4 separate regions of the Homo sapiens genome follow, and all the other regions are linked to region 4. A link is a loop called in an ENCODE intact Hi-C map of the cell type or tissue named here. Cell type or tissue: HCT116. All regions are shown on one strand. Each heading gives the region's core, and the rest is flanking DNA. Links, peaks and the distances in the headings are about the cores only.

The links. Peaks named below come from ENCODE experiments on the same cell type or tissue, not always from the same donor. Only the 100,000 strongest peaks of a DNase experiment are listed, where the experiment ranks them.
Region 1: a loop joins it to region 4, with 4 times the contacts of the local background. A loop is called at or near these places in 3 of 110 quality-filtered maps.
Region 2: a loop joins it to region 4, with 8 times the contacts of the local background. A loop is called at or near these places in 18 of 110 quality-filtered maps.
Region 3: a loop joins it to region 4, with 5 times the contacts of the local background. A loop is called at or near these places in 7 of 110 quality-filtered maps.

The regions. Positions count from the first base shown.
Region 1 is chr6:117,551,558-117,559,279 of GRCh38, forward strand. It overlaps a transcript of DCBLD1 not described here. Among named protein-coding and RNA genes, the nearest start is that of GOPC, 47 kb to the right of the region's middle. RefSeq lists an enhancer at 6,721-6,770. In HCT116, for the core only: a CTCF peak has its summit at 4,535 (motif pointing left); a DNase peak (open chromatin) is centred at 4,539.
Region 2 is chr6:117,342,938-117,350,659 of GRCh38, forward strand. ROS1 (ROS proto-oncogene 1, receptor tyrosine kinase) reads right to left here. Exons shown (of 44, transcript NM_001378902.1): 28 at 1,123-1,325. Among named protein-coding and RNA genes, the nearest start is that of ROS1, 79 kb to the right of the region's middle. In HCT116, for the core only: a CTCF peak has its summit at 3,385 (motif pointing right); a DNase peak (open chromatin) is centred at 3,425.
Region 3 is chr6:116,972,839-116,980,560 of GRCh38, forward strand. No RefSeq gene overlaps it. Among named protein-coding and RNA genes, the nearest start is that of RFX6, 99 kb to the left of the region's middle. In HCT116, for the core only: no CTCF peak of the experiment used is centred there; no DNase peak of the experiment used is centred there.
Region 4 is chr6:117,825,960-117,833,681 of GRCh38, forward strand. No RefSeq gene overlaps it. Among named protein-coding and RNA genes, the nearest start is that of SLC35F1, 77 kb to the right of the region's middle. In HCT116, for the core only: a CTCF peak has its summit at 4,126; a DNase peak (open chromatin) is centred at 4,052; H3K4me3 peaks cover 653 bases; H3K27ac peaks cover 491 bases.

The DNA of each region.
Region 1 (7,722 bases), core at 1,891-6,890, 270 kb before region 4:
TTTAGTAGAGACGGGGTTTCACCGTGTTAGCCAGGATCGTCTGGATCTCCTGACCTCGTGATCCGCCATCCTCGGCCTCCCAAAGTGCTGGGATTACAGGCGTGAGCCACCGCGCCCGGCTTCCCTTTATTTCTTAAGACATTAGCTAGGCCTTGTGAAGAATTCTGATTTATTTGGTCTGACATTCCTAGGAATTCATAATAGACAGGTTTTCTTCTTATTTAGTCCGCCGTCTTGCTGGAATGATGCCTCCCCAACAGGTACAAGAAAGCATATTTATTAAAATATCAGGCCAGGCACGGTGTATCACACATCCCAGCACTTTAAGAGTCTGAGGCAGGTTGATAGCTTGAGCCCAGAAGTTTGGGGCCAACCTGGGCAATGTAGTGAGACCTCCTCTCTACAAAAAAAAAATTAAATTAGCCAGTTGTAGTGGTGCAAGCCTGTAGTCCTAGTTACTGGGGAGGCGGGAGGATCACTTGAGCCCAGACGGTGGAGGTTGCAGTAAGCCAAGATCACGCCACGGCACTCCAGCCTGGGCAACAGAGCAAGACCATGTTTTTGTTGTTGTTGTTGTTTTTTAAAAAGAGAAAATAGCACAGGTTTAGAACCATACAGAACTTGGGTTTAACTGGAGATTTAATCTTTGTAACTATGTGATTACAGGCATATTACTGGTGCTTTCTAAATCTACTTCTTTATTCCCAGAATGGAAATTATTATAAAAGGGCTGTTGTGCAGACTATATTATAGTGTTTTGTATACATTAGATGATCGATCAATATTAGCTCATTTTCTCTCTGCCCAATCTGAAGTCATCCAACACCATTTGCCTTAGAGTCCTTTTTATTTTTCAAGAGGAGGCTGCCTGTCCTCCCAACAAATGCACTTAACTGTGGCACACACCCTCCTCCCAACAGACTACTTCCACATCCTTTTTTACTTTTTCACCACCATTCAAAGCTCTCCCTTTTTTTCTCACCTAGCTCTACCACCTTTTTCTTTTTGCTGTGACACCTAATATCTTCCAGGCCACTTTTTTCCATTCATTGAGGACATTCACCTAATTCTAGGTCTTCTTCATTCCTCCTTTGTAATCATGCTAGAGAATGAAGTGCCCAACATGGTCATTTTTATGGTTTCTTGACTTCCACTCTAGTAACCTGCTTTCCATTTAAACCACTCCCACACATGTCCACATTCTTGTCATCAGCAAGAACCCCAGCACTGTAAACCTAATCTCCAGCAATTCTCTATCAGCTCAAAACCCCCTGAGTTCTTCAGCTTTCCACCTACTTAGTCACTGATCTCATTTAGATACCAAACCCCTAGATCCCATCATTTTCCTCTAGTTGTTAATCCTTTTGGGTTGCATTTCCTTCCCTATCCATCATCGAACTGGTTTGTCTCAGCATTTTCACTCCATTTTCTTTCCAGGAGCCCCGAACCATGAGACCCCAACAACATAATTCCCCTTGAGAATACCATCTCTCCATCTTCATCACAGCAGCAGGGGAACATTGCAGAACTATTCACACTGTGGCTGTTACAAAAGCTCGGTTTCCAGTTTACTGGGGGCCCATCACTCCTCAACGCTTTTATTTATCTTTGATCCCTTTTTCCGTACCCCTTAGCAATTATTCCAAAGCAGTGCCACTTTTCACACTCTCCCTTACTCTGATCTTGCCACTTCCTTCACCTAAAAATAAAAGTCGTTAAAATCAGAACTAACTTCCTGCTGATTCCTCTTCTCACAAAACCTGTATCCACTTCATTCCTTTCCTCCTTCCTTCCTGTGTCAATGGAAAAAGTGTTAGAAACCTTCATCTGTGATCTTAAATCCCACTGCCTTCCCCTTATCTCTTTGCTCCTATTATCCCTTTTTCCTTTATCTTCTTCTTCCTTTCATTGGAGGTCTCCCCCTCAGCCTTTAAACTTCCTCAAATCTCTCCCAAGTATAAAGAATTCTCCCTTAATATACTAAGCCCTTCTAATTACCTATTGTCTTTCTTCGAACAGTGATCTCTTCTTGGAATTTTTGTCTGCCTTATTTCCATTCATTCTTTTTCTAATGTAGTTTTTAGTCAGTTATATAGGTACACAAAACGTAGTATCCCTTTCCATTTGTTCAAGCCCCTTTTGCATCCTTTCAGGGGATTTTAAAGGGTGCTCACATAAGTACTGCACATTTTTTGTTTAATTTGTACTTAGGTGTTTTTTTTGTTGTTGCTGCCATTGTAAATTGTCCCCACCTCCTCTTTTATGTATCAAGAACTAGTATGGCCTAGTGGTAAAAAGCATGGATTCTGGGGCTTAGACTCCCTGGGCTCAAATTCTGCCTTAGTTGTGACCAAGAAGGACTTACTTTCTATGACTCCATTTCCTTATTTCTAAATGGAGATAATAATGGTATATACCTTATAGGGTTGTGGTGAAGATTACAAGGATTAATGTACATAAAACCCTTACAACAGTGTCTGACCCATGATAAGTGCCACGTGGTGTTAGCTATTATATGCAGCCTTCCTGTTCGATTTCTGTGACTAATTTGTATGCTGCTCCTTTACTAAATGTCCTTATTATTCCTAGTAGCTTTTAGTTGATTCTCTTAGGTTTTTCTGGAATTTGATCACGTTTGCAAATAGTGCTAGTGCTATCTCCTTTCCAATATTTATGTGTACATTTAATTCTATTGGCAATACTTCCAGTACCATATTAAATACTTCTAGTAGCTCCCACCTTAGCATGATGCTGGCTTTTAGGCAGAGATAGATTTATTATGTTGAGGTAAACTTTATTATGTTAAGAAAGCATCTATTTATTCCTTTTTTTCCCCCTCACAAGGAATGTGCTTAATTTTGAGCAAAGTCTTTTCAGCATCTATGGAAAATATGATTTTCCTCCATAGGACTCCTCCCTAGAGCCAGTCAGATGATTAATTACATAATTAGATGTCCCAATGTTAAACATCTGGTTATAGATATGAATCCATTACTGTATTAAATTTGCATGGATAGGATTTTACTTAGGATTTTTACATTAATATTCATTTGTGGGCCAGGTGCAGTGGCTCATGCCTGTAATCCCAGCACTTTGGGAGGCTGAGGCGGGCGGATCATGAGGTCAAGAGATCGAGACTGTCCTGGCCAACATGGTGAAACCCTGTCTCTACTAAAAATATAAAAATTGGCCGGGAGTGGTGGCTTGTGCCTGTAGTCCCAGCTACTCGGCAGGCTGAGGCAGGAGAATCGCTTGAACCTGGGAGGCGGAGGTTGCAGTGAGCCGAGATCGAGTCACTGCACTCCAGCCTGGCAACAGAGCGAGACTCAGTTGCAAAAAAAAAAAAAAAATCTTTTGTGAATCAGGGCTTTTCTTTCTTTGTGGCAATCTTGATCAGATATTATTAGCTTGACAGAAACAATTTAGAATTTTTCTTCCCTTTTTTGGTTCTCTTGCTAGGCATTAGAATTAGCTGTTGTTTGAACGTTTAGTAGCATTGCCCTGTGAAATCATGTATTTTGGTAATTTGTGGGGAGAGCACTTTGACAATTCCTTCAATTTTTCCTATGGAAATTGGTTTGTTTAGATTTTAAAACTTCCTTGGGAACAGTTTTGGTAAATTACATTTTCCTAGAAAAGTTTTCAAATTTATTCCTATAGAATTGAACAAAGTAGTCCATTATTATCCTTTTAGTTTTCTCTTTTATGGGTATTTCTCTCTTATTTCTTGTTTTGTATATTTGCATTTACTCCCTTTTTTCATGACTAGTTTAGTCAGCAGTTTGCCTTTTTCCTCTGAAAAATCAGGGTTTTTTTTTGTAGTTCTCCTGTTTCAGAAGCCAACAACCCATTTGTTACTGCCTTAGGCAGAGGTTAAAAATGCCCTCAACCATGGTGAACATGACAGTAGAGGGCACCTAGTGAGCATGACACATCCTCAAATGTCACAAAAGGACACAAATATCCTTGTTGCAGTATTGCTTCCTAAAGAATATGGGGACAGTATGCACACAAGCAAGAAATAACTTATTCCGTATTTGGTGGGGGCAGGGGAATGCTATAGTCTTGACGATCTAGAATTCTACTATGTAACTCTAGGAGTTCTCTCATTCTATAGTCACTCCACTACAGCCAAACAGTTTCTTGTGAAATTCAAACCCAGCACAATCATCATTTTTAGAAATCAAAACTGTATCAAGCCAAGGGTCCATCAAACCGTGCACCTTTTAAGAAAACTTTAGAAAAATTCTACTGCAGTTGGCAAGCATGGAAAAAATAAAAATAATTGTTGGAATAGGAGGACTGAAAGCTGACAATTTTATCTATATTTCCCCTTTCCTTCTTTGTGGCCTATTAAAGTAGAATTAAGAGAGGGATTTGAGTCTTGGCTCAGACACTTAACTAGCTGTGTGACCCTGGAAAAATCAGCCTTCAATTTATTGATCTTCACAGGAGTATTTTATTTGATGAGTTTCAAAAAGCCTTACACCGCTAATAAAAGTAAAATTAATAATGCATCTGGAATCTGCTGCCCCCTGCTGGCAATTTACCAAATTGCAAATTCTACCTTTCCAACGCATAGACTCCAAGTTTTAGTGTCGGCCTATATTTTATCTAATTTTCCTTGTTATAGTCCATTACCTATCTTCCTTTTTTAAAATATATTTTTATCTTTATAGGTTTAGGGGGTAGAAGTGCAGGTTTTGTACATGCATATATTGCGTAGTGGTGGAGTTTGGGCTTTTAGTGTAACCATCACCTGAATACTGAACATTATACCCAATAGGTAATTTTTCAACCCTCACCCACCTCCCACCTTCCTATCTTCTGTAGTCTCCAACGTCTATTATTCCACTCTATATATGTCCATGTGTACCCTTTATTTAGCTCCCACTTATAAGTGAGAACATGTGGTAGTAAACTTTGTTTCTGAGTTAGTTCACTTAAGATAATGGTCTTCAGTTCCATCCATGTTGCTGCAAGACATGATTTCATTCCTTTTTTCATGGCTGAATAGTATTCAATGGTATATATTTACCACATTTTCTTTATCCAGTCATCCATTGATGGACACTTAGGTTGATTCCATACATATCTTTGCTATTGTGAATAGTGCTGTGATAAACATACGAGTGCCAGTATCTTTTCAATATAATTTCTTTCTTTCTTTGGGTATATGCCCAGTAGTGGGGTTGCTGGATCAAATGGTAGTTCTATTTTTAGTTCTTTGAGAAATCTCTATACTGTTTTCCGTAAAGGTTGTACTAATTTACATTCCCACCAACGGTGTAAGTGCTCCCTTTACTCTGTAGCCTCCCCAACATCTGTTTCTTGACTTTTTAATAATGGCCATTCTGATTGGTGTAAGATGATATCTCATTGTGGTTTTAATTTGCATTTCTCTGATTAGTGATGTTGAACTTTTTTTTTCATGTTTATCATCCACTTGTATGTTTTCTTTTGAAAAATCTCTGTTTTTTGCTCACTTTTTATCTTCTTACTTAGACGCCAGAGGTATTTCTTTTACAACCAAATGCCCTCTTAAAACTTTAAATCAAGCTTGTTGTTCAAATCTTCCTTCTTTCCTAATTTGCCTGAAAGTTTTGTTGCAATCTCCCACTATGATGATAGATTTAACATTGTAGTAAATTGGTTCTTTAAGAATTTAAGTAACCTTTATCCCTAATGGTTTTTTTCTTAAAGTCTGTTTTTAAAAAATATAACTGTATCCATGTTCTTTTGGAGAAAATATGCCCAGTGTATATTCTTTCTCCTTTCACTTTCAAATTTTTTATGTCCTTATGTTTTAGGTATGTTCCTTTTAAACAACATATTGCTGGATTTTTTCCAATTTAAATAAAATGTTTTCTAATTTCAGTTCTTTCTTTTAATAAGTTTACACCCTGATCAAGCACTCTCAAAAGTCAATTCCAGACTGGGCACGGTGGCCAGTCTAATCCCAGCACTTTGGGAGGCGGATGGATCACCTGAGGTCAGAAAGTTCAAGACCAGCCTGGCCAACATGGTGAAACCCCGTCTCTACTAAAAATACAAAAATTAGCCAGGCGTGGTGGCACGCACCTGTAATCCCAGCTACTTGTGAGGCTGAGGCAGAGGAATCACTTAAACCCAGGAGATGGAAGTTGCAGTGAGCCAAGATTGCACCATTGCACTCCAGCCTGGGCAACAAGAGTGAAACTCCGTCTCAAAAAAAATAAAAATAAAAAATATAAAATTCAGTTCTAGGAGTACTCCTTTGGTTTTTGCCAGAATGTGCTAGCTAATTCTTACACTTTTTGTGTAGTTTCTTTTCTCCTTTATCAGGCCCAGCACATCTCCCATCCTGGCTTTACTAGGATTTAGCCCTAGTTACAGGCCTGGCAGCAGACTAGGTAGGGGCAGGTATTGCCTTAGGGATGTGGTTAGTAGCAGCCTCTGTAACATCTTGGAGCATAGACAAGGTACAAGGTCTTATTAGAGAAGCGTGGGCTTCTTCTTAAGACCAACAGTCCAGTAGAGATTGCAAAGTCTCTCAGGTGCAGCCATCCAGATCTCCCCATGGTTCTAGGTTTTCCTCACCAGGGCCTTGACTTTCACAAAATAGAAGAGGTTTCGCTGAACATTCAAGTGTCTGAAACTCAGCAACTCTTAACACTTAGGTGTTCAGCCTGAAGCTCAGCTGTTTCAATCCCTCCATTGTAGGAGGTAAGGCCTCCTTGGGAGCTGCCCCCCTCCATCCATTTCTGTAGGTCATTAATACAATCCTGCTGTAACCGGCCAACTCTGCTATTCTTGTAGATGTTGTTCTCCCACATTTTTCAAATGTCTGCATCACTGACCCTCCTGGAGAGTTCCCCTCTCCATAAGCTGGATTTTTTCCAATTTAATAATTTTTTCCAATTTAAATAAAATGTTTTCCAATTTCAGTCCCAAGTCTCCAAAACTCTCCCCAAGTTGAGTGGTTTGCTAGGACTCATCAGACTAAGCAAAGCTTTATTCACAATTATGATTTATTACAGAGAATATAAAGCAAAATGAGGAAAGGGAAAAGGCATATGGGCACAGTCCCAAGAAAATCAGGTACAAGCTCCAAGATTCATTTCCCAATGGAGTCACACAGGACATGCTTAATTCCTCTAGCAATAATGTGTAACAATACATCAAGTGTTGTCCACCTAGGAAGCTTGCCTGACTGAACCTAGGAGTCAAGGTTTTAGGGAAGTCAGTGTAGGTACCCTCTGCCTAGCATGTACCAAAATTCTAGATTCCCAGAGGAAAGTAAGTGTTCAACAAAAATCCTACTGTTTGTACAAACACTTCAGGCACAGTAAACCGCACTTACCAGCAAGGGGATAATGGGAATACTCCTGATATCCAAATTGCTGGACGCTAGCCAAGGTCCAACCTTGCAAGCAGACCTAAAGACAACAGGTTCAGGCCTGTTCTGTTAACTCTTTTCTGCACACCATTTGTGAAATAGCCACTGAGCCATGATTTTGTGCCAACGACTAGATAAACTATACTCACCAACCAGATGTCACTGTCTTTACCCTTTGGGTGGGTTCCTAATGCCCATCTTATTACCTGTTTCCTCAAATCTCACTCATGGTCACTTGTGTTAATCTAGCCTCTCTAAGAAGCAGACGCCAACACCAAAAAGGGATCTGCTGTGCAACAGATTTATTAACGGCAATGCCAGTGAGGAAAAATAGGTAGGAAGCT
Region 2 (7,722 bases), core at 1,354-6,353, 480 kb before region 4:
TAAAAAGACTTTCCTTAGACCAATGGTTCTCAACTTTGTTTATACTTTGCTATCATCTGGGAAGTTTTAAGAAACTACTATGCCTGGGTTCTATTGCCAGAGATTCTGATTGAGTTATCTGGGGTGAAGCCTAGATGCAGAGTGTTTTGTTTTTTTTTTTTAAAGCTTCGATGTGCCGCCAAGGTTGAGAACCACTGTCTTAGACCACTGTTAATCAATGAGAAGACAATAAGATAGATTAAATTTAATAACAGACATGACCAGTGCTGCCAAGTCCAATCTTGGCCAGCCAAATGATCTATCTGAAATTACTTATTTTAGAAATGTGTAAAAAGGGTTAATTAGACAAAATTAAGGAAGGAATGAAAAATCACATACACTTTATGGGAAAACATATAGTGTTTAACATCCAACAGTTAGTCAATTTCACCTTTTGAACAGGCTAAATAAAGCCAAGCACAAAGCAAAATATTGGATATATGTGATTCCATCACTAAGACAACTGAAATACTAATGAATACATTTCATCATTTCAATGATTGAATGAATAGTGCCAATTCATTCAAGAAATAGTTAGTGAATGCCTACACAGTGCCACTAACTGTGCTAGGTGCTAGGCATACAATGATGACTAAAAACAGTATCTGCATAGCAGTATATTTCTCTGCACATAGGAAACAAAAGACAAAATATAATGTACAATTTTTATATTAGATAAATGCTGTGGAGAAGAGGTATAAGGCAATGTTCTTTCCGTCCAGTTCATTTCTTACTCTTCAATCTTCAGTCTGCTCCATAGGCTGCAAAAATAATTCTCTATCATTCTCTCTGAGGATAATTAGATAATCAGGGAGGGGAATAAACCCAATTCTTTCTGGACACTCAGAAAACGGTTACCATGGCAATCCATCAATGGGCAAGAGTTGATATACTTCCTTGAAGCTTAACTTACTCCCAGTCAAGAAAACTAGAACACAATATGTTTTGATGAATCATTAGCTGTAAAAAAGTTGCGTACTAGTCCATTTCAGAACATATAGGAAATACTTTACTATGGCTCATAATTTTATATCAAAAAAGAACATCTTGTGAAAAGACAAAGACCACTAGTTCCAATCTTACCAGAATTCTATATTTCAAGTCAGAGCTGTTTTTCCTGTCATTAACTTCTGCATAATAAACCAGGTATGTTGGAGTAGGGCTGGTGATGCCATACCATGTGAGGTTTGTCTTGGCCAGAGGTAATCTGATTGTGAGGCTAGTGTTAGTGGCATTAAGTATAGTTGGTTCCACAGTGTCTGAAGCTAGAGACAGAAACGCTTTATCTAAAATAAGAAGAAACCAAAAGATTAAATATCTATACTATATATATGAGAGGAAAAGCAGATTTTTAACAAGAATAATATCAAAGCTTAGAAAGAAATTTGTAGAGCATACATAACTTTTGCTTGAAAACATAAATATGAAAATGATTTGAAATAATATTCTCTTTGAAGAAACAAAAATGGCTGCAGCTTGATACTGTGTGTAGTATGTGTAGTATGTACTGCTACAGTCTACCCAATGTCCTCTCCTTTTCTTCAAGTTCATATATATCTGATATTGTTCAGGGCAGTATGCTGGGAGGAAAAACTGTTTCTGAAGTTTGATTGCAGCCCAGACAATCATGTGACACGGTCTGGTTAGTCAGATGTGCTTATCACTGTGGCGCACCTCTGTCCTTCACCCTCCCCCAACCCAGGAGGCGGACACTATGCAAGAGGGGCGGCAGCCATCTTGTGAGAATTGAATAAAGGACTCACTAAGGATGTTTGGGGAAAGATCAAGTCCAGGTGATTGATGGCATTGTGGAGCTCCCTGGCCACCGCTTACAACCAAACACCTTGCACGCTGCACAACTCCAGGGAGCCCCAGTCACAGAGACTACAATGGAAATGGTCTGTTCTAGACCAGTGCAGTAGCGCAACCATACCGCAGGCTTAAGCCTCGAAAAATCGCAGATCTGTCACTTGCAGCTGAACACAACTTCTTGACCTATTCACTCTCAGTCTTTATGTAAAACATCACCTAAAAATGTAGCATAATTACATAATATGCAAATAACTCCAAATATGATTTTAATATGAAATCTAACAATCTTACACCAGTTAGCCAACTCTTTAACTCATTGTGCGTGGCACTGTGCAATCTGGCTCCTGCCCGCATATCCAGTCTCTGCTATGCAAAGCCATCCTTCACTCTAACCACAGTACACTATCTACACACTGCAGGACTTCTACCCCTCCAACCCTTCACATAGGTAGTCTCTTCAGGTTGGAATGATCTTCCCCATCTGCCTAACCTTACTTAAGCCTCAATTCATGCATCATTTTTCCTGGGAAGCCCTTTCTGCCTTCCTATTCCAGGTGAAGGACATCTCCTCTCTGTCCTCACTCCACTTCACGTGTTCTTCTACCAGTGCACTAGCCACATGTGATTTTGGTTTTGGTTTTCTTTTGCTGCTTTCTTTTCTTCATCTAGCACTAGAATGTAACTATCTTTGGCTGAGACTGTGCTTGAATTATCTTTGTTCCACCAGAGCCCCAGGAGGGTGCCTGACATATATTAGGTATTTAGTATGTGTTGTCGATCCTTATGAATTCATATTAGCCACATATAAAATACAACCTTTGCATTCAGCAAGTAAGAAAATTAGGGGGTAAATGTCTAAGTGACAAAAACTTGATGAAGCCAGCTCCTTCACTTGCTAACTTTTTTGTCTTGGGAAGGTTACTCCAGCTCTTCTGTAAACAGAGACAATGGCCTGCTTTACAGATATTTATATATCACTCTATCCCTAGCACATGGTAAGAACATTAAATAAATGTTAGCTATTACTATCATCATTACTGAGACTAAAATGAAAAGTTAGAGAAAATAATGCTGGTCTGGTCTGGGAATTCCAAATATGAATTCCAAAATGCAGGAAAAAATGTTTAAAATTAGAAGTACATCGAAAATCTCCAACAACAGTGTCAAGGGCACTGTGAACCTAAGTTTGAGGACATTTGGAAAGTATGGGGGTTTAGAGATGGATAACCTTACTAAAGTTACAAGATGAACCACTCTTCAGTTCAACCAATATTTATCCAATATATTCAGTTTGTACTGATTTCTGATCTGAACAGAGAATGGGATACACATGTGAGCAATCAGAGCAATTATCTAATTCAAAAGTCATTGGTAATTTTGTCGTTCTTTTATTTAATTGATATAATATGACATGTTGAAGTGTCAGAAACATTATTCAGGACAGAAAGACAGGTTTTTCCCTTACATTTTTTTTTTTATCCCATACATTTTGAAGATAATTGAATACCTTCAGAAAAAAAGGACCAAGATAACTTGTAATTGCTTAAAATTTCCAGCAGATGGAGGTAAAGTATTCTTAATAATGTACCTAGAAACTAGCAACATAAAATAGACTCCATTTTTTAAAGAAAATAATGAGTATTAATCATACTCTTAATGAGTTCCAGTTTAAAAAAAAAACTCATGCCACTCTTGGGACTTCATTTTGGAGCGTGTTTGTGTATGTGGCTGGGAGGAGGATATGTGTGTGTGTCGTTCAACTTCAGATACTGCATGGACGTCTTTTTTTTTTGGTAAGACTTTATTTTTTAGTCAGTTTTAGATTCACAGCAAAATTGAGAGGAATGTACCAAGATTTCCCAGATACTCCTTTTCTCCACACATGCATAACTTTCCCCCATTATCAATACCCCTACCAAAGTAGTACATTTGTTACAATCAATGAGCCTACAATGACATCATTATTACCCAAAGTCTATAGTTTACATTAGAGTTCAGTTTTGTATTGTACATTTTACGGGTTTGGACAAATGTGTAATGAGCTGTATCCACCATTATAGTATCACATAGAATAGTTCCACTGCCTTCAAAGTCCTCTCTGCTCTGTCTATTCGCCACTTCTTCCCCCAGCCTTCTCGCAACTAGTGATCTTATTACTGTCTACATAGTTTTTTACTTTCCCAGAATGTCATATAGTTGATATCAGCCTTCCCCAACTTTGTTCTTCTCCTTCAATACTGTGATAGCTACCTATTCTAGGTCTTTTGCCTCTCCATATAAACTTTAGAATCAGTTTGTTAATATCTACAAAATAACTTTAGCTGGGATTTTCATTGGGATTTTATTGAATCTATAGATAAGTTGAGAAGAAATGACATCTTGACAATATTGAGTCTTCCTATCTATGACATGGAATATCTCTATACTTATTTAGCACTTTGATTTCTTTCATCAGGGTTTTATAGTTTTTCTCATATAGATTTTTGTGCATATGCTGTTAGATTTATACCTAAGTATTTCATTTTCTGTGGGTGTTAATGTAAATGATACTGTGTGTTTAATTTCTAATTCCACTTGTCCATTGCTGGTATACAGGAAAGTGATTGAGTTTAGTATATTAACCTCGTGTCCTGCAAACTTGCTATAATCACTTATGAGTTCCAGGAGTCTTTTTGTCAATTCTTTCAGATTTTCTACATAGATGATCATGTCATCTGTGAACAAAGACAGCGTTATTTCTTCATTCCCAATCAGTATACCTTTTCTTGTATTGTATACCTTTTCTTGTATTGTTGCATGCTGTGACTTCCACTGCAGTGTTGAAAAGAAATTGGGAGAGGGAACATCCTTACCTTGTTTCTGATTTAGTGAGAAAGCCTCTAATTTCTCACTATTAAGTAATGATGTTAACAACAAGTTTTTTTATACATGTTCTTTCTCAAGGAAGTTACCCCTATTCTTAGTTTGCTGAGGATTTTTCATCCTGAATCCGTGTTGAATTTTGTCAAAAGCATTTTCTGCATCTATCAATGTGACCGCCTGATTTTTCCTCTTTAGTCTGTTGATATAGTGGACTACATTAATTGATTTTCAAATGTTGACTCAAACTTGCATAGCTGGGATAAATCCCACTTGACTGTGATATAAAACTATTTTAATATATTGCTCGATTTGATTTGCTAATATTTTGTTCAGGACTTTTGCAATTCTTGCAATATTCAAGAGAGACACCGGTCTAAAATTTTCTTTTCTTGTAATATATTTGTCTAGTTTTGGTTTTAGGGTAATTCTGGCCTAGAATAAACTCATTCATTGGCCTAATTGGAAGTAGGCCCTCTGGTTCAATTTTCTGAAAGACATTGTAGAGATGGTATAATTTTCCCATAAATGTTTGATAGAATGCATCATTGAATCCATCTGGCCCAGGTGCTTTCTATTTCAGAAGGCTATTAATTATTGATTCCACTTATTTAATAGATGTGGACATATTCAGATTGTCTATTTCTTCTTCTGTGAGTTTTGGCATATTGTGTCTTTAAAAGAATTGGTCCATTTCATCTAGGTTATTAAATTTGTGAGCATAGAGTTGTTAATAGTATTCCTTGATTATCCTTTTAATCTCCATGGGTTCTACAGAGATGTCCCCGCCTTCATTTCTACTATTAGCAATTTGCATCCACTCTCTTTTTTTCTTAGCCTGGCTAGAGGCTTATCAATTTTATTTATCTTTTCAAAGAACCAGTTTTTGGCTTCATTGATTTTTCTCTATTGATTTCCTGTTTCAATTTCATTGATTTCTACTATACTTCCTTTTTATTTTTTCTTTTGTTTTAGTTTTGTTTCTTATTATTATTTGGGACTTAATTTACTCTTCTTTTTCTAGTTTCCTAAAGTAAAAGCTTAAATAATTTTAGATCTATTTTTTTAATACATGCAGTCAGTGCTGTAAACTTCCCTCTAAGCACTGATTTTACTGATTCCCGTAAGTTTTGATGTTTTGTTTTCATTTTTAGTTCAAAATATTTTTAATTTGAGATTTCTTCTTTTACCCATTTGTTATTTAGAAATACGTTGTTTAATCTCCAAGTGTTCTGAGATTTTCCAGCTATCTTTCAGTTATTGAGTTCTAGTTAAATGGCATTGTAGTCTGAGGACAGATATTGTATGATTTCTATTCTTTTAAATTTGTTGAAGTGTATTTTATGTTCTGTCTTGGTGAATGTTCCATGTGAGCTTGAGAAGAATGTTTATTCTGCTGTTGTTGGAAAAATTATTAATAGTAGATAGATGTCCATTACAGCCAATTAATTGATGGTGTTATTGAGTTCATCAGTATATCCTTAGTGATTTTTTTTCTGCTGGATTTGCCCATTTCTGATAGATGTCGTGAAGTCTTCAATGGTGATAGTGGCTTCATCTGTTTCTTGCAGTTCTATCAGTTGTTGCCTCATGTATTTTGATGCTCTGTTGTTAGAGATATATGCATTAAGGATTATTACATCTTCTTGGAGAACTGATCCCTTTATCATTATGTAATGTCCCTCTTTATCCCTTATAACTTTCCTTGCTCTGAAGTCTGCTGTCTGAAATTGTTTCTTCTTTCATTTGATTAGCGATAGCATGATATACTATCTCCATCCCTTTACTTTTGATCTATATGATGTGTCTTTATATTTAAAGTGGGTTTCTTATAGACAATGTATAGTTGAGTCTGTTTGTTGATCCACTCAAACAACTTCTGTCTTTTAGTTGGTGTATTTAGACCACTGATGTTCAAAGTGACTACTAATATAGTTAAATTAAGATCTACCATATTTGTTATTATTTTTCATTTGTTGCCCTTGTTCTTTGTTCCTACTTTTGTCTTCCACTTTTTTTCTGACTTTTGTGGTTTTATTTGAGCATTCTAAATGATTCTATTTACTCTCCTTTCTTGGGAATCAGTTATACTTTTCTAAAAATATTTTTCAGTGATTTGCCCTTGAATTTGCAATGTATATTTACAACTAATCCAAGTCCACCTTCAAACAACACTATACCACTTCACAGGTTTGCAGTACCTTATAATAACAAAATACTCCCAAGTCCTCTTTTCTATCCCTTGTGTCACTGCTGTGATTCATTTTGCTTAATATAAATATAAATATACACATATATATATGCACACATACATACATAAGTGGATATAATTGAATATGTTATTGCTATTACTATTTTGAACAAACTATTATCCATTAGGTCAGTTAAGAAAAAGAAAAACTTTTACTTTACTTTCACTTATTTATTCTCTAATGCTCTTCCTTTCTTTATGTAGATCTGCATTTCTGATCTATATCATTTTTCTTCTTTCTAAAGAACTTCTTTTAACATTTCTTCCAAAGCAGGTCTACTGATAACAAATTCTCTCAATTTTTGTCTGAGAATGTCTTTATTGCTCCTTCTCTTTTGAAGGATAATTTCACAGGGTATGGAATTCTAGGTTAGTGTTTTTTTCTCTCAACATTTTAAATATTTTACTTTTCTCTCTTCTTGCTTATATAGTTTCTGAGGAGAAGTTGGATATAATTCTTATCTTTGTTCCTCTATAGGTTAAGTATTTTTTCCTCTGGCTTCTTTCAGAATTTTTTTTCTTTATCTTTGGTTTTCTGCAGTTTGAATATGATAGGCCTAGTGTAGATTTTGGCATTTATCCTTCTTGGTATTCTTTGAGCTTCCCATACCTGTAGTTTGGTATCTGACATTAATTTGGGGAAATTATCAGTCATTATTTTTCAAATATTTCCTCCAAATATTTCTTCTGTTCCTTTCTCTCTTCTTTTTCTAGTATTCATATTATACCTATCTTACACCTTGTGTAGTTTCCCCACAGTT
Region 3 (7,722 bases), core at 1,735-6,734, 850 kb before region 4:
TATTTCATAAGCCTGTGTCAGTGTCTGAGAATAATTTGAAGATGTTTGCTGTACTGATTAGATTCGGCAGATGGGAGAATTCTTGAGTCAATAACCCAGCCTGATTTTATACAAAGATTCTCACTTCCTGAAAACTTATGAAAGGACATTATATATTTTTAAAGGCTTTACCTCCAGTCTGCATTATATATGAGTGGGGTTCCTATCATAAGATGGCAGAGAATGTAGTTGATCTAATAAAGATTAGGTTGAAAAAGTGATTATTCCCTAAACCTTTTCAGGGTGGAGAGAGTATGGGTGTCAACTTGGTGGAGTGCTGTTTGAGAAGTAGCATTAGGTTTACTTAAACATGGATTTTATGGCACCATATGGATCAAATCTTTCTTCCGTCTACTTTCACTTGTTGTCAATACATACGTTTAAAAAGTAAGAACTCTTCTAAGAACTGAAAAGTCCCACAACAGAAGTCTATTTATCAAGGGCCTCATTTTACAATGAAACTTATCTGTCTCGTTGTTCTGAGTACTGTAAAAATCTAGTTATTTAAAGAATCAATGCAGCAAACCCAGAAATAGTAACTTTTTTATATTCATATATGTATAGTCATTTGGATATAGAAACCAACTTTATACACACACGTAAACATACACACATACCCTCACCAATGGACTTTGGGCTTTAATAACATGATGTTTCTATTAAAATTTAAGTTCCATCCACACACTATGCCAAAAAGTCTCATTAATGTAAAAATGATCATTCAACAACATAGCCTCAAAATTCACAAACACTGCAGCTTTTTACTCCAGAGGTCCTTATATAGATGGGCAAGACTTCTCTTCACTGCAGATATTCCACTGCATCCTTGTAAGACTTGAACTAGACATATATAAGATTATAAACTAGTTATACCCACATTTATGTAGTAGAAATTTGTTTAAAGCACAGTGAGAAAGGCAGCAAAGACCAAAGACACCTCCCCTCTTATAAATAATATTTCTCTTCTTAGGTAAAATAGATTTGTACCTGATCTTTCTAGCGAAAATACTTTTCATCTCTAAAGATGCCAAACTGCCTGTGTTGTGCTCATTCTTCAGCGTGTATGAATGAAAACAAGATAAAACATGGTGTTAACAGATAGCAGAAGAGCCTTGCTCGTAATGGTGCAAGGACAATGAGCATTCCTAATCCCATGCTTGGAACACTCTGCTGCCCCCACATCTGCTGGTCTCCTTTCCTATAGTCATGGGAGCTATTTGGCCATTTTGCTTAAGCGCACACAAGTCAACTGATTCCCCAGTCCCTTTGCCACAGGCCTGCAAGCGTAGGATGGAAAACAATTTCAACATTCGCTGCTTGGACTGCCGCCCTTAGAAGCACATTTGTTGTTCATACATGGTCTTTTGGCTGCCTTCTTTCCCAGCCATCTGTTAAAGGAGACATTGTGCCTGCTCTGATGGGATGGTGCCACTATTTCTAAGAGACTCACAAAGTGTATGTGTCTTAACTACCTGGGCTTTACAAATTTCAAAGCACATTTACTGATTGGTATTGAATTTTAAAAGCAATGCATAATATTTGTTGGTTTGAAAAAATCATTATTAAAGACTATTTCTTAAAGCAGTTTTAGGTTAGCAGTAAATTGTGAGGAAGGTTCCCAGATATGCCAAATATCCCTTCCCCTACACATACATTTTAAAACTCTGTAGAGCTGAGAAATAAGTAAGGGCTACATTCTGTGTCCAGATAACTTGTGAAATTCCCAAAAGAACTATCCAGATCTCCTTTTAGTGGGGGCAGACAATGATATTGAATGCTGCTTTTTCCATGATTGAATGCAGGATATAAATACAGCTGTATGCATCACTGCTTTCTCCTTTCATGTGACCAGCTCTGAGAAAACAGTGACTATACACCTGTTATCCTCTTATCCTCAGGGCTACACATGTCTCATCAATTCACAGAGCTCGTTTATACACTCGGAATAGTTGATTTGTGTATCATTGATTATGCTTCAGTCCATGAGAGCCAAATTTTCATTGGCAAGCCATATTAGCACTGAGAGTTCATGTATGTGGTAATAGATTTGCTCTATGACATTCCCAAGGACTGGGATTGCCTTTCCAAAGACGGTTGGGTTGAGCTTTTTGTAGCTTTCAGCTTGTACATTTTTGAAGTTTGCCATTTCCCTTTTCAAGTTTCCGATGTGCTTTTCCCCAGATTCCTAAGCATTCCCAGGCAGAGTCTGAGCCTGTCCCCAGGTCTCTGTCAGGTTTCATCTTTCCACTGGATAGGTCATCATGTTTTGCAGCCAGCTTGTGTATCCTTCTGCACTTGGCTGATGACCATTTCACATATTGACATCTGGATCGGAAAGCAAAGCTAATTTGGGAAGCAAGACTAACAAAGCCAGCCAAATACCACCTGAATGAACTCTAGCACTGACTCAAACAATAAAAATTGTTATTGTGTGTGATTACCACCAAATTTTATCATTTCTAAGTCTTGTTCCTCCAAAATTCCAGTTAAAGTAATAATTTCTTAACTGAGACTAACACATTAAAAGAATAATCTAAAACCATGTATTTTTTTGGTAAAGGATTACCAAATTTATAGTATTGTGTTCATGCTCAGGACTAGATGATTATTATTTATCTTATATAGAAAGTAGAATCTATCATCTTTTTAACAAACAGATGTGGTAGGTGATGAAGATACATTATCTCACTTCATCCAGGGGGATTTTGTTCAGGTGATGGGTAGCTGTAAGTGAAGTGGTTGCATATTGTGTGAAGAGCAGTCCTCATGCAGAGTGCCAGGCTAGGCAGGGAAGATCTAGAAGAGGAGTAACTGGGTGGAAAGGGCAAACAGCAGAGGGAAGTTCTCATGAGCTGAACAGTGGTAATGGGATAGCAAGCAGTGAAATGAGCTCACTGACCAGTTCAGGAGAGTGTAATAGGCGCCTTGTAACTGAGGATGAGCAATCTGATCTCAGAGCCCCATGCAACAGGAAGCTATGACTGGTTCTGTGTACTGGGCTAGGGTGTGGTAATCGAGACTACTTATGATCTGTTTGTGTTCCCCCCAAACTAATATGTTAAAGCCCAATCCCCAGTGTAACGGTATTAAGAAGTGGGGCCTAATCAGGTAATTAGGTCACAAAGAGAGAGCCCTCATGAATGAAATTAATTCCCTTGTAAAAGAGCCCCCAGAGAGGTCACTGTAACTTTTTACCATAACTTCACATGTCCCTTCTGCCATGTGAAGTTACAGTGAAAAGACTGCCATTTATGAATCAGGAAATGGGTCCTCACCAGACACGGAGTCTGCCAGTGCCTTTATCTTGGACTTACCAGTATCCAGAACTGTGAGGAGTGTTTGTTGTTTCTAATCCACCCAGTTTACGGCATTTTGTTATAGCAGTTTGAATGGATTAAGACACGAATTAAGGCTTAGGCTGAATGTAGCCTAAAAAATTACATCACAGTGGGACAGAGCCTAGGAAGGCTTACGGCTGATTGCAAACCTGAGGTGTTCTAGCCTACAAATGGGTAGTTAACTGCCTCTGACAGTGAGCTCTGAGAGAGAAGCACCATGTATATCTTTCTTGTACATCATTACGTTTCCAGGGTTGAACACAGAACCTAGCACAGTCATATACTGCATAGTGATGTTTTGGTGAACTATGGACCACATAAACAAAGGACTATGGACCACATAACATGATAAAAAAGCTGAAAAATTGCTATTGCTTAGTGATGTTGTAGCCATTGTAATATCATAGTACAATGCATCACTCACACGTTTATGGTGATGCTGGTGTAAATAAACTTCCTGTGCTGACTTTTTAATAGTTATTTTACAGTGTACCCCTATTTATTAAAAAAAAAAGTTAATTGTAAAACAGCCTCAGGCAGGTCCTTCAGGAGATATTCCAGAAGGCATAATTGTCTCAGGAGATGACAGCTCTAGGCATGTTTTTGTCCTTGAAGATCTTCCAGAGGGACAGGATGTGGAGGTGGAAGACAATAATATTGATTATCCTGACCCTGTGTAGGCCTAGGCTAATGTATGTGTGTGTGCCTTAGTTTTAACAAAAAAAGTTTAGAAAGTTAAAAAAAATTAATAAAAAACTTATAAAGTTATAAAGAAAGGAAATGTGTGTTTTAAGCTAAATGTTATTACAAAAAAGTCAAAAAGGTAAATTGAAAAGTTTATAAAGTAAAAGTCACAGTAAGCTAAGGCATATTTATTATTATTTTTTAAATCTAGTGTAGCCTAAGCAGACAATGTTTATAAAGTCTACAATGATGTACAATAATGTCTTTCACATTCACTCACCTCTCACTCACTGACTCATTCAAAGCAACTTCCAGTCCTGCAAGCTTCATTCATGGAAAGTGGCCTATACAGGTGTTCCTTTTTCATCTTTTAAGGTAAGATAATTTTACCGTACCTTTTCTATGTTTAGTTATGTTTAGGTACACAAATACTTCCCATTGTGTTACACTTGTCTACAGTATTTGGTACAGTAACATGCTGTACAGATTTGTAGCCTAGGAGCAACATGCTATGTAGCCTCGGTGTGTAGTAGGCTATAGTATCTAGGTTTGCATTAGTGCATTCTATGATGTTTGCAAAATGATGAAATTGCCTAATGATGCATTTCTTCTGAGAAATGCATATCCCCATTGCTAATCAGCTCATGACTGTATATAGTAGGTGCTCCATCAATATGGTTGAACAAGTGAGGGAGTAAGAGAAAAGAGTTTTGTGTGATGGTTTGAAGAAAAGAACACTAAGAATTGCAATGGAATGGCTTTTTTTGTGTGAATGGCAGTTATTATTCCAAAAGTCCTTGGGTTAGGACCAGAGGTAAATTTGCCACAGCTTCAAAAACTTAAACTTCAGGGACCCTTGCTTGCACAGTCACTCGTTAGGATCGTGGTAGTGACTTGCTAATGAGTACATGTGTCTTCTGTTCTTGTAAAATTAATAGAAAAGAAAGACATTTTAACAACAATCGATAAGACTACTGTCTTTTTCCACTCTTAATTTGTCTGGCTCATGAATACCTTCAAGTCGTAGTATTGAAGTAGCTGGGATCCTTTTTTGAATCTGCCTACAAGGAAGTTACATTGAGGCTATATTTAGTTTTGGTTTAGCGATTTTCAGTAATTTTTTAAGTGTAGTTAAGTTAGAGGGATACTCATGCCCACAGTTACAATTCACCTAGTGTTGTGACAGAAAAGGCCAGGAGCAGAGGAACTCTCAGACAAAACCACCTACTTCCAGAGACAATGTTAAGTGTCTTACTGTGCTAGTACCCAAAGAATGTGTGGCAGAGGTGAAACAAGTTTTGAATTGTTTAGAGCTAAAATCTAGTTCCGTGAAATTGTTTTTCTCTTATATCATGTGTAGATTTAGAAGCCAGGTTGACAGTTCTCACTAACACCTAATCAAAGTGAATTTATTCCCCTTGAGAATGTACTCAGTAATGCAGTATAGAACATTGCAAATTCCAATTCACTACATGGTTTTTGTTTTTTTTTTTTCTTTAAGAGACAAGAACTGGGCACAGTGGCTCATGTCTTAATCCCAGCACTTTGGGAGGCTAAGGCAGGAAGATTGCTTGAGGCCAGGGGTTCGAGACCACCCTAGGTAACACAGGGAGACCCTGTCTCAAAACAAGGAGAGAGACAGGGTCTTGCCTTGTTGCCCAGGCTGGATTGTAGTAGCGTAATCATGGCTCACTGCATCCTCAGCCTCCAAAATGACGCAATTCTCCTCGCTCAGCCTCCTGAGTAGCTGAGACTACAGCGAGTGCCACCATGCCCAAAGAATTTTTTTAAATTTTTGTAGAGACCAGCAGTTTGAGACTAGCCTATGCTGCCTAGGCTGGTCTCAAACTCCTGGCCTTAAGCAATCCTCCTACCTCAGCCTTCCAAAGTGCCGGGATTACAGGCATGAGCCACCACACCCAACCCATATTTTTTTCCTTTTTGACAAAAGTTTTATAAAATATAATTTATCAGGAGTTTTATATCACTAGGTCATAACCTTTTGCCAAGTTACAAATAGGAATATGACTGTACATTAAGTCACATATTTTATGCATCCCAATTATTGACATTAAAAAACAAATTTATATAATTCATGGTAGAAGAGAGAATTACCTTTCTACCATGTCTATAAAATATTTTTAGAATTACTGTAATATAATTAGGTGATAAAAATATGCAGACAAAAATGTAGGAAAGAAGGTATATTAAGTTATATCAGGCAACATACTAAAAATTGTATGTTGTTTTTCTTGGCTTTTATAGTATTTGTGATATGTGTCAGCTTTTAGAACTTATAATGGTTAGAATTGCTTTTTTCATGTTGCATATTTGTTTAATTTTATATTCATAATTTTCTATTCTTTCTCTCTTAAGAGCCCCTCTCCCTAAATTATATAAACTTCGGGATCCATAAAATCTAATTAAAACAGAGGTGGTGAAACTGACATGGAGAGTTTCAAAGAAAGATAAAGAGAAATGTTTCCATGTATGAGAATAGAAATAATCAGTTCAAGATATTGGATGAGCATATTTAGGAGTAGAATGTAGCAGAGAGATTGAGGACAGACCGTGTAAAATTGTGTCTCATTTGCATGCAGGGGAGCCATGACATTGAGGGATTTAAAAAATTAAATTGAATAGATTATAGTGACATTAGTAGAAAGAAATACTGGTAGATACAGACACAAGTCCGAACCTGAAAGACTTCTATTTCCAGTGGACATTAGCAAGATGTAATCCTAAAGGTGAGATTATCAAGGTAGAATGTAAAAGTAAATTCCTGGAAGCTGGGATAGGAAAAAATAATACTGAAAAGAGCTACAGAATATATAAATGAGTTATACATACATTATCTGCTGATAAGGCACTTTAAAGTGAAAGTAATTTTTTTCTTTAACATTTGTTAATATCAGTACTACTAACCTCCATAATATAATAATAATAATAATAATAATAATAATAATAATAAAATCTATTCAGAGGATTTTTTAGGACTCAGATATACATTGAAAGTGCTTAGCATAGTGTCTGGCCTAGAATAAATGCAAAAATTATACATTTCAACTATGTATTATTAAAGTAAAAATGAAACCAGTTGAAGTCTGTAAGACATAAAGAAAAAAACTTCATGATAGAGCAGGCTTAGTGGATGTTTACAACCTCATTGGTTATAAATCACCATGCAAGGTAAATATGTGAACATGTATTTAATATTTTATCACTATGAAAAGGTTCATCCTCAAGGAAAGTTTTAAGAGACTGGAAGGAATACAAATTTAATAAAAGAATTGGCTTAATTGTATTACCTGTTTGAAACAGCAAAGCTTTATATCCACTAATAAGATACCACTTAGTGGCATATGATAAAGCTCAAGGAAATTTCACAAAGCCTAGACTGATCTTCCTGATCTTTTTCACTCCTAGACAGTATCTTAAATATATCAAGGACAAACCGTGATACACAGACTATAGAATGGCCATAGAAAACCTCATACACACAGACAACTTACAAAAGCTTCCCAACATGTCTTTTCAATATGCTAAAGTTACAGTTAACAGAGTCTGCAGAGAGGTAGTTTCCAGTTTTTCTTCATCCTGGTTTTTCATATCAGAAAATCTGAAATATAAGAGAGCTCTAAGACAATCTCTAATACCTTAA
Region 4 (7,722 bases), core at 1,281-6,280:
CACAGTAGGGTTTAAGAGGATTTACTCCAATTTTGAAGTAAATCCTACTGTGGTTAAAATGCTATCAAACAGATGTTACAGAGAAATCTTTTGAGGAAGGATAATCAGGGCAACAAACTTTATTGCCTTTTTGTCAGAGATTGCCACAGCCATTCCAACCTTCAGCAACCACCACCCCGATCAGTCAGCACCCATCAACATTGAGGCAAGACCCTCCATCAGCAAAAAGATTACAACTTAGCATGTTTAGCAATCAAGTATTTTTCAATTAAGTTATGTACACTGTTTTTTGGTGTACTGTTAGTAGACTACAGTACAGTGTAAGCATAACTGCTATATGTACCAGGAAACAAAAAAATTTCTGTGACTCACTTTACTGCAGTGGCCTGGAACTGAACCTGCAATATATTCAAGGTATTCCTATATATGTAGAGAGTCCATAAAGAGAGGCTGTCAACCTGAGGATATTGTTCCACTTCCTTAGGGTCTTGGGACGGTTGGAGGGGAAAAAAGGAAAATGTAATCCCCCTTTTTTTTCATTTTGAATGATATGAGTCATATTTTTGTAGATGAATCCTCCAGTTCATTCAACTTAGAACTATATCTTTGCTTGATTAACTCTCACACAAATACAATCAACCCTTCCTCTAAACAATATATATGACAATTTTTGCTGTATTAATTACACTTACTACTATGTTGTTCTGGTGTTCATTCAGTCACTTATTTAACATTTAGTAAGGCTTTTTCTAGGTCCTAGTCCTGGGAATGCAGGTAGATGAACAGGAAACCGAATTATAAAAGGGTAATGAGCTCTAGAGTAGACTTAGGAAATAAATTTGGAAGCACAGACGAAAAGTTCTTAATATAGACCCACTGGAGCCATTAGAGAAGAATTCATGATGAAGGAGGTGAGAAAAACGCTGAAAGGCGGAGAATTTATATACAGAGGATTTGGAGATTCAAAGGGCACAATGGAATAGGTGGAGATAAAATTCAGAGGTGAAGAAATAGGGACATGAAAGGCCAGCTAGGTGGGAATGATGGTAGGCAAAAGGATAGAAAATTTCAAGATTTTACATCTGGGATAAAAATGAGGAGTTATGGGAAAAGAATTAATTGTTTTCAAGGTTCCAAAATGAACTATAGGGAAAAGCTATTTTGGAGGTACTTAGACGCAAAAATAATTTTTTGTATACTTATGGGAATGCCATTAGGGTCAATTCTGCTCACTATCAATTAGAAGGGAGAAGTGTTAGAGAAAGAAGGTAGCAGAAAAGAGTTTGGTCTTGAGAAAATGCATTCTAAAATATCCTGGTGATGATAATTACCTACAATGATATTCAGCTCTGTTACGATTTTCCAAACAAATTTCTCATTTTAAAATAGTTGTATTTAGAGAAAAATTGCAAAGATAGTACAAAATTCTCATATACTTCATATCGTTTCCTTTGTTATTAATATCATATATTAGTATAGTACATTTGTCACAATTAATGAACCAATATTGATATATTATAATTAAAGTAGATACTTTTTTGAAATTTTTTAGTTTTTCCCCTAATATCTTTTTCATTTTCCAGAATCTGATCCAGGATACCACATTACATTTCATCCTCATATCTCCTTAGACTACTACTAAAAGTATATGTATAAAGTAATAGGGACCAAGACATTATGTATAAAGTAATAGGAACCAAGGAAAATAGGCCTCTGGGGTGGGAATTTAAATTAATGGGGCTAGAAGTTGGATTGTGTTAATGTTTGCTGTTGCAATAGGTGTCAGAGTCTTAAAATTGCTCTACTCATCTCATTTTTATCTCGTTCTTGACTTGAGATTTTCTAAGTACCCTCCCTCAGAGAGAATCTATGTCTTGAATCTCTTCCCACTGTAATCCATTGTTATTATACTGGAGCCCTGTTGGTGTTGCAATGAGATGTGGAAGAGAGATAGCATTCTATAATATCATGATTAACTCTTGGTCTTTCAGTGGGCCTGTGTCTCAGGTGTGTTACTGTTCCAAGTATTCCTCCAGTGGTATAGTTACACACAACACACAGTTATACTCCCTACTCCTTTCTCTTGTTGCAGTATTGCCGATCTGTTTCCCTGAAGCTCTGATCCATAATGATAGTGCTTTTTTCCCCTGGGGTGAGTTCCTTTTAATAAATGTTTATTTAGCACCTACTCTTTTCTAGGTACTGCTTTGATACTGGGAGAGTAAATTGGTTTTGAGGAAAAAATTATGTTGAAGGAGAAATTAAGGAAAATGGGAAAATTTCCTTCATTAGGAGATAGATTATGTGATCCAGTTTACAAGTAGAGAGATTAACCTTAGATAGTAGCTTGTACAGTTGATCATAGGGTATTGTAACATGCAGGAAGACAATATGTCAGCCCAGATGCAAAGTTGGTTAGTTGATTTAGGTTTATGAAGGTCTAAAGTTAGGAAAGACATCGGAAACTGAGCAGCCTCTCTCTCTGTCTGTGTTTCCCTCTCTCATAACTGTTTACGATAGAGAAAAACACAGAAACCTCTTCTTGTTTGCGCCATTCTCCAGTCTCTCTGAAGTTGACATTTGACACCATACTGCTGTGATGATACTGCTGTGATGGCTGCTCTACACTTCCTTCAGGTCCTCAGTTTAAGAGTGTAGAGTTGCTGTGTCTCAATGATAAGTTTCTGGAAGATAGAACTATACAATTTTCTCATCTGAGGCCAGGTGTCTATCACAGTTTCAGTTACTTACCTATAGACAATAATTTGCTCCACTGTTCACTTTGCATGGACTGTGATGACTGACTTTCTGAGAAGCATATATAAGCAGTTTCTAAAAGGACACATGAGTTGGGGGAAAATTATTTCAATTTCTAGCAAATGGGTTTGTATGTGTGTGTGCGTACACAGTGTATGCCGGTAAAACATCCAAAGTTGATCTATAAATTTCATTTGACATCCTTAAAAATACAGCTACGCTCACATGAATTTAGGATTTGATTTTGGAATAAGGACTCAAGAATAGTGAAATTCAGTTTAAACTATTGGTGCATAGTTTAAATTATAGTTGTAACTATTGGCACATCTTCTTTTATTAACTTTGGATACTTACTCAAGAATATATTTGATTACATACTGCCATGTGAATTCTACACCATAGTGGGTGAGCCATGGCCTTGAAAATATATGCCATAGCTATTCCTCTTTCACTTCTAGTACATTTATCACACTCCAAAATGTCTTTTTAAAACCAACCTTTCACTATGCTTAATAATATCTATTGTATATTTTCAAATAGCTAGAAGAGATGATTTTGAATGTTCTCAACACAAAGAAATGATAAGTGTTTGAGGTGATGAATATGCTAATAACCCAGATTTGATCATTACATATTGTATACATGTATTGAAATATCACTCTGGACAAAAATGGTCAACTGGAAGCAAGCTGCCTTGATTCTCCCACCACAGAAAAACAAAAATAAATGTACAGCACCATGGTGATCACCAGCAATATCCCAGAACCTAAATATGAAGATGAGACAGTTCCCAGAGCCACAGAGAAGTTTTAAAACTTAGCATAGATGATAACAGAATTGGATTTTTATGTCTGCAATGCCCTTCCCCCAATCTCTCAGGCACAAAGCATACAGAAAATTTAACCCTAACACATGATTATACTGGAAAGAGTGAGATTAAGGTGGACAACCAGCTTTTTCACCATTTTGGGTTCCCTGACAGGAGACCTATATTTGTCTCAAGCCATGGGAAGCGTGATGAGTACCTCAAGGGAAAATAATTCCTGAGGACAGTCAGAGACAAAGGGAGGAGGTGGGGCTAGCATCCCAGAGTGGAAAACTCCACTCTGTATCTCAGCCAAAGAAAATGCCAAATAAGAGTGGCTCTTCAGCAGCACCACACAGTAGGAGACACATTCCATGGGTCCCTTGGGCAAAAATCACTAGCCAGCTTTCCCACACTGCCAGGATTTTTTTTTCGGCGGGTCGCGGCCAGGGGGGCGGTGGGGATCGTCTCCATCTGGGATAGGCAGTGCTGCAAAGTTTGCTACGCTGGAGCTGGGGCAAATCTGGGTGTAATGCACCATCTAGTGCTGAAACTGAGGCAGTGACCAAGCAAAAAAAAAAAAAAAAAAAAAAAAAAGAAAAAAATGTATTCAACAGGTATATTACACAGAAATCTCTAGGCAAACATACCCAATACAAATCAAAACAAACAAGACAGAGAAGACTGGAATAAATAATCCTTTCATGCAAAGACATAGACATACATACATGAGAAAAATAGCAGGTGGAAAACCATCATCTCCCCAAATGGACAAAGTAAAGAGCCAGTAACTAAACCTAACTAGATGGTGATGGGTGGGCTCTCTGGTCACAATTCAAAATGGCAGTTTAAAAAAAACTCACTTATCTCCAATACCATCCAGAAAATCATCTCAGAAATTTTTCAAATAAATTTAACAAAGAGATTGTAATAAAAAATCAAACAGAAATCCTGGAACTGAGAAATATAATTGCTTAAATGCAAAATTCATTAGAGGCTCTAAACAGCAGAATGGATCAAGCAGAGAAAACTGGTGAGCTCAAAGACAGGTTATTAGAAAATACAGAGTCAGAGAAGAAAAAAGAAAAAATAATGCAAACAAATTAAGAACACCTACAAGATATAGACAATTACCTAAAAAGAGGAAATCTAAGAATTATTGGTGTTCAAGAGAGAGCTGAGCAGAAGCATGGGGTAGAAAGCTAATTCAAGGAAATAATAACAGAAAAATTTCCAAAACTCGAGAAAGATAGAAATATCCAGGTACAGGAAGGTCAGAGATCACCAAACAGATTAAGTGCCAAATAAAACTACCCCATGGCATATAATAATCAAACTCTCAGGGGTTAAGGACAAAGAAAAGTTTCTAAAGCAGCAAGAGAAAAGAAGCAAATAACATATAAACGAGTTTCAATTCATCTGGCAACAGATTTTTCAGCGAAAATCATAGACCAGGAAAAAGTGGGATGACATATTCACAGTACCGAAAGAAAAAAACTGCCAATCAAGAATTCTGTATCCAGCAAAGCTTTTTTTTTAAACATGAAGGAAACAGAAAGTCTCCCAGAGAAACAAAAGCTGAGGGAATTCATCACCACCAGACCCATTTTCTAAGAAATGCTGAAGGGAATTCAATCTGAAAGAAAAAAAAAAACAAAAAAACTAATGCACAAAAGGAAAACATTTAAAGATATAAAACTCATTGGTAAAGGTAAGTGCACAGACAAACTCAGAATACTCTAATGGTAATTGTGGTGTGCAATCTACTTGTGACTGAGGTATGAAGAATAAAAGACAAATATATCCAAAAAATAGCTACAGAAACTTGCTAAGAATTACACAACATAAAAATACATGAATTGAGACAACAAAAAGTCAAAATATGGGGGTTGGAGTATGGAGTTAAAGTGAAGAGTCTTAAAAGTTTTTTCCATATTCATTTGCTTAATTATTTTCTTTGTGATGAAAGATAAGTTGTCATCTGTTTAAAATAATTAGTGATATGTAGAAGATTTTTTGTAAGGCTCACAGTAACACAGAGCAAAAACCTATAATAAATACACTAAAAATAAAAAAAATGAATTGAAACATGCTACCAGAAAATCACTTAAGCACAAAGGAAGACAGTAAAAAAGGAAGAAGAGAGAAGATACAAAACAACCACAAAACAGGTAACAAAATATCAGTAGTAAGTCTTACCTATTAATAACAACGTTAAATATAAATGGACTAAATTATTCAATGAAAAGACATAGATTGGCTAAATGGATAAATAATCAAGACCTAACCATATGCTGCCCACAAGAAACTCACTTCACTCATAAAGACAGGTACACTAAGAGTGAAGAGATGGAAAAAGATATTCCATGTAAATGGAAACTGAAAAGATTAGGAGTAGCTATACTTAGATAAAATAGAGTACAAGTCAAAGACTGTAAAAAGAGACAAAGAAGGTCACTGTACAATGATAAAGGGGTCAGCAAGAGAACATAACAACAGGATCTATATTGTTTAAAATTTAAAATTTAAACTATTTATATTATATTTATAATATTTTATATTTATTAAATATTAAATATTTATATTTATATTAAATAAATTTTATATTTATAATATAAAATTTAAAATTTAAACAATATAATATAAATATACCCATGTATATAAAGCAAACATTAGTAGATCTAAAGGGAGAGGTAAATTGTGGTTCAATATTAGTAAAAGACTTCAATGCTCCATCTCAGTAACAGATCATCCAGAGAGAAAAATCAAGAAACATTGAAGTTAAACTACACACTAAACCAAATGGGCCCAACTGACACTTACAGAACATTCAACCCCACTACTGAAGAATACACATTTTTCTCATCAGCACATGGAACATTCTCCAGAATAGACCCTAGGTTAGAAAACAAGTCTCAAAAAATTCAAAAAAGTTGAAATCATATCAAGTATTATTTCTGGCCACAATGGAATAAAACTGAAAATCAATAACAATAAGAACCTTGGAAACTAGGCAAATGTATGGAAATTAAACAACATGCTCCTGAACAATCAATTGGTCAATGAAGAAAGTAAGAACACGATTTAAAAATGTCTTGAAACAAATAAAAATAGAAATACAACATATCAAAATCTATGGTATACATCAAAAACAATGCTGAAATGGGAGTTTATAGCAATACATCCTTATCGAAAAAGTAGGCTGGGTGCAGTGGCTTGCACCTGTAATCTCAGCACTTTGGCAGGCTGAAGTGGGAGCATCACTTGAGTCCAGGAATTTGAGACCAGCCTGGACAACATAGGGAGAACCCTGTCTCTACCAAAAATAAAAAAAATAGCTGGGCATGGTGGCACCAACTACTTGGTAGGCTAAGGTTGGAGGATCACTTGAGCTTGGGAGATCAAGGCTGCAGTGAGCTGTGATCATGCCACTTGAACTCCAGCCTGGGTGACAAAGTAAGGCAGTGTCTAAAAAAAAAAAAAAACAACAACAACTAAAAAGTAAAAAGATTTCAAATTAACAAGCTAATGATGCACCTCAAAAAACTAGAAAAACAAAAACAAACCAAAGCTACAAAAGCTACATTTAGTAGAAGGAAAGAAAGAATAAAGGTCAGAACAGAAATAAATGTAGTTGAGACTAAAAAAAATCTGCAAGATTAACAAAACAAAAATTTGGTTTTTTGAAAAGATAAACAACATTGACAAACCTTTATCTAGACTAAGAAAAAACCCAAATAAATAAAATCAGAAACATAAAATGAGACATAACAGCTGATACCACAGAAATACAATGAATTATTAGAGACTACTATGGAAGACTATACACCAACAAATTGGGAATCCTAGAAGAAATGGATAAATTTCTGGACACATACAACTTACCAAGATTGAATCTTGAAGAAATAGAAAGCCTGAGCCTATCAATAACTAGTAATGAGATCAAAGCCATATAAGTTCCCCATTGAAGAAAGAAAGCTCAAGATCTGATGGCTTCACTCCTGAATTCTACCAAACATTTAAAGAAGAAGCTGTCTCAATTCTACTCAAATTAAAAAAAATTAAAATATTGAAGAGGAAGGAATTATACCTAACTCATCCCTGACTCATTCTATGATGCCACTGTTCACCTGTAAGGACACAAGAACAAAAGAAGACTA